2 separate regions of the Mus musculus genome follow, and region 2 is linked to region 1. Evidence: chromatin contacts called from ENCODE Hi-C or POLR2A ChIA-PET data. All regions are on one chromosome and are shown on one strand. The core of a region is the stretch at or near the end of the contact, and the rest is flanking DNA. Distances in the headings are between cores, read along the strand shown.

Evidence for each region. A loop is a pair of places that touch in the nucleus more often than their neighbours do. ChIA-PET counts read pairs that join two places held with the same protein, here RNA polymerase II (POLR2A).
Region 2: a map of left cerebral cortex shows a loop between it and region 1 (2.9-fold over the local background). The contact joins the enhancer-like site here to the promoter of Cox20 in region 1. A Hi-C loop is called at or near these places in 1 of 37 maps with a recorded cell type or tissue (left cerebral cortex). POLR2A ChIA-PET finds 5 or more read pairs at or near these places in 3 of 5 experiments (all embryonic stem cell).

The regions. Positions count from the first base shown.
Region 1 is chr1:178,315,769-178,321,668 of GRCm38, forward strand. It overlaps Cox20 (cytochrome c oxidase assembly protein 20), which reads left to right and starts at 3,385. Exons shown (of 4, transcript NM_025511.2): 1 at 3,385-3,440. The coding sequence starts at 3,402. It overlaps LOC115487370 (a long non-coding RNA gene), which reads right to left and starts at 128. Exons shown (of 2, transcript XR_003948789.1): 1 at 1-128. It also overlaps a transcript of Hnrnpu not described here.
Region 2 is chr1:178,274,806-178,280,177 of GRCm38, forward strand. No RefSeq gene overlaps it. Among named protein-coding and RNA genes, the nearest start is that of Gm46174, 23 kb to the right of the region's middle. Within about 2 kb of position 1,382, at least 3 of the 3 ENCODE cell types and tissues checked have a DNase peak (open chromatin) inside an H3K27ac peak, as active enhancers do; they include left cerebral cortex, where a contact is called at or near this core.

The DNA of each region.
Region 1 (5,900 bases), core at 2,135-4,634:
CATGGTGGCTCACAACCATCCGTAATGAGATCTGACTCCCTCTTCTGGAGTGTCACAGTGTACTTACATATAATAAATAAATAAATCTTTAAAAAAATAATAAATAAAAATAAAAATCACGCCAGGCAGTGGTAGCACACGCCTTTAATCCCAGCACTTGGGAGGCAGAGACAGGCGGATTTCTGAGTTCAAGGCCAGCCTGCTCTACAGAGTGAGTTCCAGGACAGCCAGGGCTACACTAAGAAACCCTGTCTCAAAAAACCAAAAAAAAAAAAAAAAAAAAATTAAAAAAAAAAAATCAAGCCAACTGGAGTTCCACAATACTTCCCAATAATTCGCTTGGAGCAGTCCTGCCCAAGGTTAAATAAAGACTCCATTCAAGTTATTCAGGTCTTGGGCTGTTCTCTTCAGATACCCTATAACAGGACAGAAGGGCCCTTGCAAGTTATCTTCTCATCTCCACACCTAAACTGTAGAACACACCCACACACTTAAAGGTAATAAAAAGATTAAAGCACAAAGTAGCACTTGAAAGAGTACTCAATTATTCTGGTAATAGGGAAGTTTAAATTCTTCCATCAGATCCAGAAACTATCAAACATTACAAAAGGTGATTCTAAAAATCAGTGAGGAAAGTCACTCTCATGCTTATTCATGGGAATCACAAGGGCAACATTTTTGAGAGGACAACAGCAGGACCTAACAACGTGTCCAAGGCTTTTGAGCCAGCTTCCTCATCTTGAAATGTGTTCTACAGAAAATCTTTAGCGTGTGCTCAAAGATGTTTGCTGACGTTTTTTTGGGTTTGGATTAGTAGAAAAATGTGCAGCTTTCTAAAGAAACGTCATTCAGCAGCAAAAAGCTTAAGGGGACACTGTGCAGCCATTGAAGGGAGTAGACCTCCAGGTGCTTACAGACACACACACACAGGTCAAGAATAACCAAAGGTAGAAAACAGTGCCGCTGGTGCAGCAGGCCCACTTCGGTCATATCAGGTTAATGTAAAAAAGATGTTTATAGGAGATTGGAGGCTTTAGTTTTTACTCCATGTATCCATGTATTCTGGTAGGTTTTAAAATTTTTTTGTGCATATATTAACAGTTCTGGGTATCAAATCAAAAACAAGGCCTTGGGTACTCTTTACCCACTGAGCTATACCTTCAAACCCTCCATTGTTATTATCAGTTTTTTGTGAGACAGAGCCTCACTTTGTAGCTGGCCTTGAAGTCACAAGAAACCTACTCTTTCAACCAGAATGCTGGGCTTTTAGGTCAGAGCCAACACATCTGCATCTAATGTTATTTTAAATGACTCCAAAATGTATTTGCATAATAATTTTAATTAAGAGAAGGAAAACAGATTGGAAGAACACAACAGTTAACTCCTTTGTTAACTATAGTTCCTATGAGGGGGAAACCACACAACCACTCACCCCAATCCTTAGTTAAAAATTCTACAAGGCTGATTCTACTGTGACAGGAGAGACCTGGAATGCTGCAAGCCTGGAGCTAAATTATCTTAGGCTATCCTTGGCCTCCTTAATAGCCATTCATTGCCCACTTCTATGTATAGCTTAGCATCTATCCTTGTGACTGTCCTTCTGGAATGTATAAACAGAACACTAACTTCCACCAATCCCAAAGACTGAGAATGTCATCAGATGAAATCTAAGGCCAATAGCCAGAGACATTCCATAAACTGAAGTGTCTTATCTCTTTTGTTACCATATAAAACTCATAAGACTGTAACACTTTTATGTTGAATATGGTTTGGGGGCAGTTTGAATCCTGTCCTTGGGTCATGATCATTTACATTTTACTACAGAATAAACTCTATTCTCTTCAAAGTCGTTTTCTTTCATCCACACCTTCAGGGAGAAGGAGAAGGGTGAGCTTGTTACTTTTCATTATTAACTGTTAAAAGACAAAACTGAAAAATATTCTATTTTCGTTAAATTAAGAAACTTTATCGAATCCATGACATTTTTCAAACAAGTGAAATGGACTCCAACTCAGTATACTCTAGCAACGTCTCAGTCACAAGTAAAACGGTAACGCCATTTCCTCGGTATTTTTCCCGTTACGTCCTTTATACCGCAATTAGGAATGCAAAAGAATTCCTCTCTCCTTTATGGAATATTACAACCTTAAATATTACCTTCCAGACAAAAATTCAAAGCCTGGCTAGCCAAGAATTTCAGTAGAGTATCCCAAACTGTCAAGATAACAGTTCCTTTTCTAGTCCTAGTAATATTAGAGCATTATACACTTTGTAACTGTTCAGCTTCCTTAAAAACAAAAAACAACTTACTACGCATAAAGAGAAATATAAATCACTTTTACCCCCTGGGATTGGCGAAAAGCAGTTAATGAGCATGAAGAATAAGACAGTAAGCAGTCCGCATGGTAATTAAGATGAGACCCTCCCAGCTAACACTGACGGGCAAGTAGCGTGCAGCACGTTACATGAAAGGCGGCATGACTCTGCACAATGACAGGCCGGGACATTTTCCGGGGAAGGGCCGTTTGGAACGGAAGAGGCCAAATCGGGAAATAGGTAAACAAAGAAAGGCAAAAGGCCGGGGCCAGGACATTAACCCGAAAACGGAGTCGCCATCGCCTGCTGAACTGGCTGACACTTGGACCCAAACGACCCACGGTCTGGGTTTCTACCCGCTATGTCACCGTCGCGTCACCCACGGCCTCCCTCCCGAAGGAAGGCACTTGCCGCCTGACGCATGCCCCCTAGGTAGCGGCCGCCTCCATTTTGTCCTGAGTCTCCTCCACGCGAGCGGCGCGCTATTTTTAACCTAAATCTGCGGGCCGGAGGGGGAGGGGCGTGGGCCTGGCGGGCGCTGGAAGGCCGCCGCGAGGGACCGAGGCGGGGGTGCGGGAGGTTGTCAAGGTCACCAAAGCTAGGACAAAGGACAAGCTGGGAACGAGGCCCGCGGAAACAGCGCCAGGCGACTTCCGGCAGTGCGGGGGCCGTCAAACCCGGACTCCCGCCCTCTAAGAGGACAAAGCGGCGCGCGACGCGCGGCCCCGGCTCCGCCCTCAGCGCCCAGCACGGGGACGCGCACAACGGTTGAAATGGCGGTTAAGGCGGAGGAGGGGCTGAGGGAAGCGAGTTTCTCGGTGCTCCTTGACTCGGGCCACCCTGCCTGCGAGACAGGAACCGGTGGCGCTTCTCTAGGTTGCCACCACTCGCGTTCCTCATGGTCGGTTGCGGGTTGGAAAACAGTGTGGCCGGTTCCATGGAACAAAGGAGTGTGCCAGGGCGGGCTTCCGGACAGCCCCAGGAACGCTCCCTAAGATGGCCGCCGCCGCGCGGGGATGGGGTGGGCGGAGCCCGTGTTGCTCCCGTCGCGGGCCTGGGCGGGGCGATGGAGAGGACTGGTGCCCATGGCGGCCGCCCCGGAGCCCCACGAGACGGAGAAAAAGGTAATGTTCGCCATGGGGCAAGGGGGGGTGGGGGGAGGTGTGCAGTGCGCAGGCCGCGACCCGGTTTCCTAGACCCATCCCATAGCCGCGAGGTATATCAGCGATCTAGTCCTCATATCCCGGATATATCTAAATTGCCAGTTAAACTAGTGAAGAGCAGGCCTGCAGGGTCAGAAAACGGAGACTAATCCAAAACTAGCATTGGATTTGGTAGAAAGGGCTAATAAAGGGGAAATGAAAACTCTGGAGAGCTGGGCGTGATGGTGCATGCCAGTAATCTCCACTTTGAGGGCTGAGGCAGGGGTGAGTTCTGGGCCAGCAAGTGAATCAGTCCTTTTCCTTGCACAACACAGGAGCGCACACTCACAGGTAAGGTATAGATTTGTTAGTTCAATGTGAGAACTGCAGTTTGACCTCTTATTAAAAAAGACGAAATCTCCACTCTGCATGAAGCCGACATCCTACTGGGGTAACGGGACAGTCGAATTTCATCCATTTAAGCCAGCCGGGATAAAACTGCAGTTTGGCCATGAACTGCTAGGCCTGATAGAATGGCTACAGGAAGGTGTCCCAAGTGGAGACTAATTAAGCCATGGTCAAGTGTCTAAAGATGTCTTTTGTTAAACAACTAAAACACTACCTATCAAATGAAAACTTGCTAGCACAAGTAAGGTCAAATGTAGTGTTTGCTTCATAGCTCATCTAGACTTGCTGAAATTGAACAGTGGGTTTGACAAAAAGACTCTGCTCTGAAAAATAAAGCCATGAAGGCTTGGGATGGGCACACCTTTTAACCAGGCACTTAGGAGGCAGTGAGTTCCAGGATAGCCAGGGCTACAAAGTAAACCTAAAACCTGTCTCAGAAAAGATTTTGGAAGCAAGAGAAACTACTTGAAAATACTTTGATACTTTGGTCGGTTTGCAAAACCGACTAAGACCAAATAAGCAGATGAATAGTCTCACAAACAGGGAGTCGAATAAATGGTATTCAGCTGATAACAGGTCACAAATGTTAAATCCGTAAAAGGAGGGGACACTGCTACTGGAACGTTGCTACTGCCAAATCCCCAGGCCAGTGGAACAGCAAGCCAATTACTGTAAATGTTTTCTCAAGATTCCCGGTGAGATGGAATCTAAGTGTATCTTTGCCTAAACAGTGGCCATGAGCGTGTGGGTACTCAAGTAAAATCAGGAGCATCTAGTTAATATAGTCTTGCAAGGCAACAGAAAAATGGTAGTATTAGGACTTAAGATGTGGAAGCAAGCGCAATCCTCAGAAGGTAAAGGTGCTTATTTACCACCTCTGTTCAAGTCTCTGGAGCTCTTGTGGCAGCCCAAGTCAGACACCCACAGATATAACTTACAGAATTTAAAATCCTTTCAAATTTAAAATCCTTTCAAATGAAAGGATTACAAAGCAGTCCTTTGGGGGGGGAGACTGGTTGAGTACAATACAAAACTGGCTTTTAGGACCACTGATGAGCTTGCCACAGGAAGCTTGAAAGATTTAATGCCAACCAGGTCTCCTTTTGCAATGACACACTTAATGGAAAAGGATGGACAGTCAACTTGAATCCTAGTTTTCTCTTGAACTGGAGTTATGAAACCACCATGTAGGTGATAGGATAAGCAAGGAATCTCTCACAAGAAACCCAATTTTAAGCTATCTGAACTAGGCAAGAATACAGGTGGTAGGTACATAGGTACAACTGGTTTCACTAACGCTACCAGAATGTCTCCATGTTCATCATGTACTGGATGCTAGTTGGCATAGGAGTAATTTCCAGAGATGGTGTGAACTCCCCAGTAGACCTGTAGTTTCTTATTTGAGAGTTTGATGATGAGAACAGCCCACAATGATTGATTGGGTGTATGATTAAAAACAAGAGAAGCAAGTCATCAGTGAAAGAACAATTTTACTTTAATGAAAGCCAGGTTACACACGTTCAGGCAGATCCTTGAGCTAAGGGGAGTGCAGCTCTACCCTATCTTTAACCGAACCTAACATGTCTTTTACTCCATTCCCCACCAGTGTTACGTTTCATCTCTTATGCAGTCATCCTCTAGAAGCATTGAGTGGCATTGCAGAAAACATCTGTGCTTCCAGGGCTGGGGTACAAATAGAGAATGGCTTCTTTTCGCACATGCTCTGTCATATAAGTTATGTGTAGTCTTGCATCCTCAAGCTCAGACTGACCTCCAATTCACAGCAATGTAGTTGTGGTTCTTCTTGCTGTGGTTTCCTGATTGCTGGGATTACATTACAGTCACAAACCACCAGATGTCTAAGACTTGCATGAACAGAGTGTGAAAAATGTTTTGACCCCCATCTCTGAGCCAGTGCTGAGTGACATGTCCTTGGAAGACTGGTCACTTCATGCTAGAGGTTAATCACTGTGCTCATTATTTCAAATGCTGAAGTAAATCCTGAAGTGGCAGATTAGAACACTTTAAGTTGGC
Region 2 (5,372 bases), core at 132-2,631, 43 kb before region 1:
GTTTCTCAACCTGTGAGTCACGACCCCTTTGGCTAGGCTAATGATCCTTTTATAGGGTTCCATACCAGATACCCTGCATATTAGATATTTGTTACAATTCGTAACAGTAGCTAAGTTACAATTATGAAGTAGCAATGAAGTTAAGTTTGTAACTGGGGGTCACTGAAACATGAGGAACTGTTGTAAAGGGTCACAGAGTTAGGAATGTTGAAAAGCATGGGAGAGGAAACTCCAAAGCCACTACAGAGATAGCCACTCCAAAACACAACTCCTTTCGCTTGCTAGCAGGTCCCCTCCTATCTGTGGAGCAGTAAAGAATGAAGAGGAGGAGGAAGAGGAGGAGGGGGAGGAGGACGAGGAGGAGGGGGAGGAGGAGGGGGCAGGAGGAGGAGGAGGAGGAGGAGGAGGAGGAGGAGGAGGAGGAGGAGGAGGAGGAGGAGGAGAACAGCCCAAGCAAAGACCATCCCAATAGCTTATTAACCTCTAAGCCCTCTAGAGTGCTTCTAGCACTTTCGCTGGTGACATTTCACTTTCATCCTGACAGGTATGCCAGGCCAGAGTATCATTAACAAGTTTTTATTGAGGAAGAAGAGTCAAAGGTCACCCCACACCCCAAGGGGTGGAGGGGACGCGGGGGGGGGGGGGGTGTTGGAGGCGGAAATCTTTTGGTGGAGGCGCCTTTGCTTTTATCTCTGACAGCAATTCTCACACTCCCACACTAAAGACTTGGGAAAAGAACGATTCCAGAGAGTGGGCAGGAGAATGAAAGACAAGAGGCATGAATATGGTCAACGTATGAACTAAATATACGTGTGTGTGTGTGTGCATATATATGAAATTGTGAAACAATTTTTTTTAACCAAGTATTACTATTGTGCGTGTGCCAGTCAGAGGACCCTCCACAGGGAATTGGACTGGCTTCCCAGGTTTGCACCATAGGCTCTTTTACCTACAGAGCCATCTCTAGGACCCTAAATAAATTTAAAAAGCAGGGTTCGCTCAACATGCTCATTATAAGTAACAAGTAAAACCAAGGATGACGGTGGAATTCCATAACACCCAGAGGGCAGGGAACAGTGGGAGAGGAGTATCCCGAAGTCAATGTTACACCGTGTCGCGCTGCCCAGGGGGGACGGTCCTGGAGACCCTTGGTGACTTCACCACCTGCTCAACAAAGCTGATTTCTTCCCTCCAGCGTCTCGGGCGCGCTTGGTCCCCCAAATCCACCTCCTTTCATTCATCCAGTGCGGGGGATTTATTTCCACTTCTTAAATTCATTTACAAAACCTAACCGCCGCCGGGGTTCGCGCGCGCGAGACGGGACAGGGCGTCCCCTAGTCGGCGGCGCGCGCGCGCTCCAGCACGAGCAGCGGGATCTCCTCTAGGCCCTCGGGCCGCTCCCCTCGCCGCAGGTAACGCCGCCGCCACGTCGCCAACCTCTGCAACAGCCTCTGCAGGCCCGGGGGCGCCCACACGCTGCGCTCCGACGTGGCCGCGGCGCCGGGCCGCGAGAACTTGCCCTTCCTCCGGCGCGCCCCGCGGGCTCCGCGCGCGAACAGCCGCCGCCAGCACCAGAAGCCCGAGCCGGAGCCAGAGCCGCCGTCGCCTGCGGTTCTGCGCGCCGCCGCCTCGGGCTCCGCGTGCCTCGCGCCCCGCTGCAGGCGCGCCACCTTCTCTAGCAGCTCGTGCTGCACGCCACCCGCGCCGCAGGCCCCGCACCTCCGCCATGGGCTGGCTCGGGGCCGTCGATTCGGGAAGCCACCAGCGGTGCAGCTCTGCGGTGCCCTCCAGGACCCCAAAGGACCAGCGTCTCTCCGTGGGTGGCCTTCAGGGCATGTGTGCCCTTAGCCGCCCTCCACTCCCACCCCCACCCCCAGTTAAGTTACCAAGGAAACGTGGAGGATGACTCCACAATAGCAGCCTAGTTCTGGAGGAAGCACTCTGCGGTCCAGGAGTCTATGTGCCATAGCCAAGCACAGCACTCATGGGTTCAAGGTCAGCCTAGGATATCTAGTGAGCCTCTTTCTCAACCAAAAGAAGCAGAAGGGGTGTGGGGCCTGAGCTCTTCCCTTACAAAATGACTTCAGACATAATGAGAAGGGATCTTGACGCCCTGAGGGCTTCAGCTGCCTCTTAACTATTAACCCACACTGGACAGAGCCCTGGGTCTTTGGCTGTCCTGGCCTGGAGATTTAGGCCTTATGGATGGTTTGTCGATATATATAGAATGTGTATATAATTTAGCATGCGCTTGGCAAAAAGCAAATGTGCCATGAATAAATTACTACATAATCCTCACAAGAAGTGACTCCCAAGTGAAGAAAAAGTCTCGTTTTCACTAATTGGGAACACTGAAACTCAAGATAGGTAAAACCATCCACTCGGTGTAATAGGGCACATAGATGCCACAGGTTCAGAAAGCGTCGTCCCAAAATCTGCTCCCGAGGCAAGTTGAATGTTCAGGAAAACCTCTTTAGCTTCCCCTCAGTGCGGGAATGAGAGTGCCCATAAACCTCTCATTCTGTGGCATAGACTGATATTCAGAAGGCCACTTTCTCTGACAAAGGTGTGGGGACCAGTAAGTCCCCCTAGACACCCACACACACAGAGTTGTAATTAAATCAGAGTGTCAAATAAAAGCACTTTGTTGTTGTAAGAGTGAAAAGGTGGCCCTGTACCTGCCATCCTCATCTCAGCCCTAGTGTTATAGTATCCACCATTACCATGTCTTCTAGAGTTGTGCCCTGAATCCATGGGAAATCCAGATGAGCCCAATAATTGCAAAGTCTACTGCAACTCACAAAAGAGTCTTTTATTGTTTCAAGTTCGAACCCTGATCACCAGCCTGGCACCCTCCGGTGAATGCTGGCAAGTGACCCTGAGTCTGAAAAACGCTGGGTTTATATACAGTATAGTTAGGAGTCCCCTGAATGTTCACAGAAAAGGGGAGGGGAGGACTGTAATCATTTGGTGAGATGGAACTGAAGCCAGGAGGGGGGATAATGGGTGTCTGTTCAGGGACTAATTTTATGGCTGGTCTTAACTGTCTGTGACCTCTGATTACCTTTTCTCCATGACTTAAACACTGGACCCTAATCTTCCTTGAGTTTGTTATTTCTTTAAGGTCTCAAGGACACCTGGAGGGTTCACTGCTTATCAGGAAGAGTGCTGGTTTTTGGAGATGCAGAGGCAGGGAGGATGTCTTGAGCTATCTTCTCAGGATATCTCCATTAAGGGGGAGTTTTATGGGCAGTGCCATTCTAACACTGGGGGAGGGACCAAGGAGGGGGAGGGAGCCCAGGGCTTGCTGCAGGAGGACACAGCACAGAAACCAGCTGTCTGCATATCATGCTTGCTGCGGGCTGGAGTGAGGATGGGAGCTTCTGGTGGGGTGGGGTGGGGTGGGGGTGTTAAGAAACAAATATCCGCAGAGATTCGGGGGTTACACCACTAGCACACCAACTCCTGCCCCTAGATGTTCACAGCACACTGTGATACAAGTCACCGCATGGTCCCAAAGCAAAATAAGACAATAACTCCCCTTCAAAGGAAAGCCCAGGACCTCCCACCAAGTCCTGCACCTCCCAATAGTGCTTGCTTTCAGGGTGGGTGTAGAGAGCAAGCCTTTACCACCAGGGCCAGGAATCCAAACCATAGGAGCTCACTCAAATTTCCTTTAAGAAAGAGCAGCAGTAAACATTCTTGTTCCCTGAGCTTCTGCTGTTTCTGTTTTCCTGAATAAAACTAATCCTCATGCAAAGAGGCAAATTTAGGGATGCCATGTTTCATTTGTAGTCCCTTGAAGGGTAGCATTTTAGTTCCAGCTACCTCTGAGCACAGGCTGGCTGTCCTTGGCTTGTCCCTTACCAAGGAAGGACTTCACCTGCTTCTGCCTTCCCCACGATGGATTAAAGGCATGCTCCATCAGGCCTCGCCTTCACCGCTTCACCGCTTTACCGGACGGGCTTCTCTTGGCTTTGAAGACTCTGGGCCTCCTGTGCTCCATGACTTCCCTTGCAGAGCTGTGTTTCTTTCCTACAGTGCTTCTCAATCCCACGAAATCAACAAAAATCATCATGGATGTGGGTCAAGTTAGGACAAGGTACGATGAAAACCCACTTCTGTTCAGGGCTTAGAAGAAGCACAGTGCTTGTCTTCTTTGAGTTCCTATCAAATTGACATCAGCTACTAAGAAAAGAAAGAGGCTTGTGAGATGATTTCGTGGTTAAGAACACTCCACTAGCTGTTCTGCCAGAGGTCCTGGGTTCAACTCCCAGCACCTGCATGGCAGCTCACAGCTGTCTGTAACTCCTGTTCTGGGAGATATGACACTCTCACACAGATAAATATGCAAGCAAAACTCCAACAAATAAAAATAGATTTATTGGGCTGGAGAGATGGCTCAGCGGGTAAGAGCTGTCTGCTCTTTCGAAGGTCCTGAGTTCAAATCCCAGCAACCACATGGTGGCTCACAACCATCTGTAATGGGATCTGACGCCCTCTTCTGGAGTGTCTGAAGACAGCTACAGTGTACTTACATATAATATACAAATAAATCTAAAAAAAAGAAAGAAAGAAAGAAAGAAAGAGATGAAGAGGGGTGAGTGAACTGGGCAGTGCTACAGGATATGAAAACAGCCAGTTTATACTGGTTTAAATAAGAATGGCTCCCATAGAGGCTGGAGAGATGGCTCAATGGTTAAGAACACTGACTACTTGGGAGGCAGAGGCAGGCGGATTTCTGAGTTCGAGGCCAGCCTGGTCTACAAAGTGAGTTCCAGGATAGCCAGAGCTATACAGAGAAACCCTGTCTCAAAAAAAAACAAAACAAAACAAAACAAAAAACAAAAAACAAAAAAAGAACACTGAATGATCTTCCAGAGGCCCTGAGTTCAATTCCCAGCAACCATATGGTGGCTCACAACCATCTGTAATGGGATCTGATGCCCTCTTCTGGTGTGTCTGAAGATAGCTATGGTGTGCTTATATACATAAAATGAATAAATAAATCTTTAAATAAATTTTTAAAAAAGAAAAGAAAAGTTCCCATAGGTTCCTATGTTTGAATGTTTGGTCCCCAGTTAGTGGAACTCCTTGGGAAGGATTAAGGGGTTGTGGTCTTGTTGGAAGACTGTGGTGACTTGAATGAGAATGGCACCCACCCATAGACTCAGATTTAAATGCTTGGTCACCAAGGAATGGCACTTGTGTAACCTTGTCAAAGAAATCATGTTACTGAGTATCTTAGTCAGGGTTTCTATTCCTGCACAAGCATCATGACCAAGAAGCAAGTTGGGGAGGAAAGGGTTTATTCAGCTTACACTTCCATACTGCTGTTCATCACCAAGGAAGTCAGGACTGAAACTCAAGCA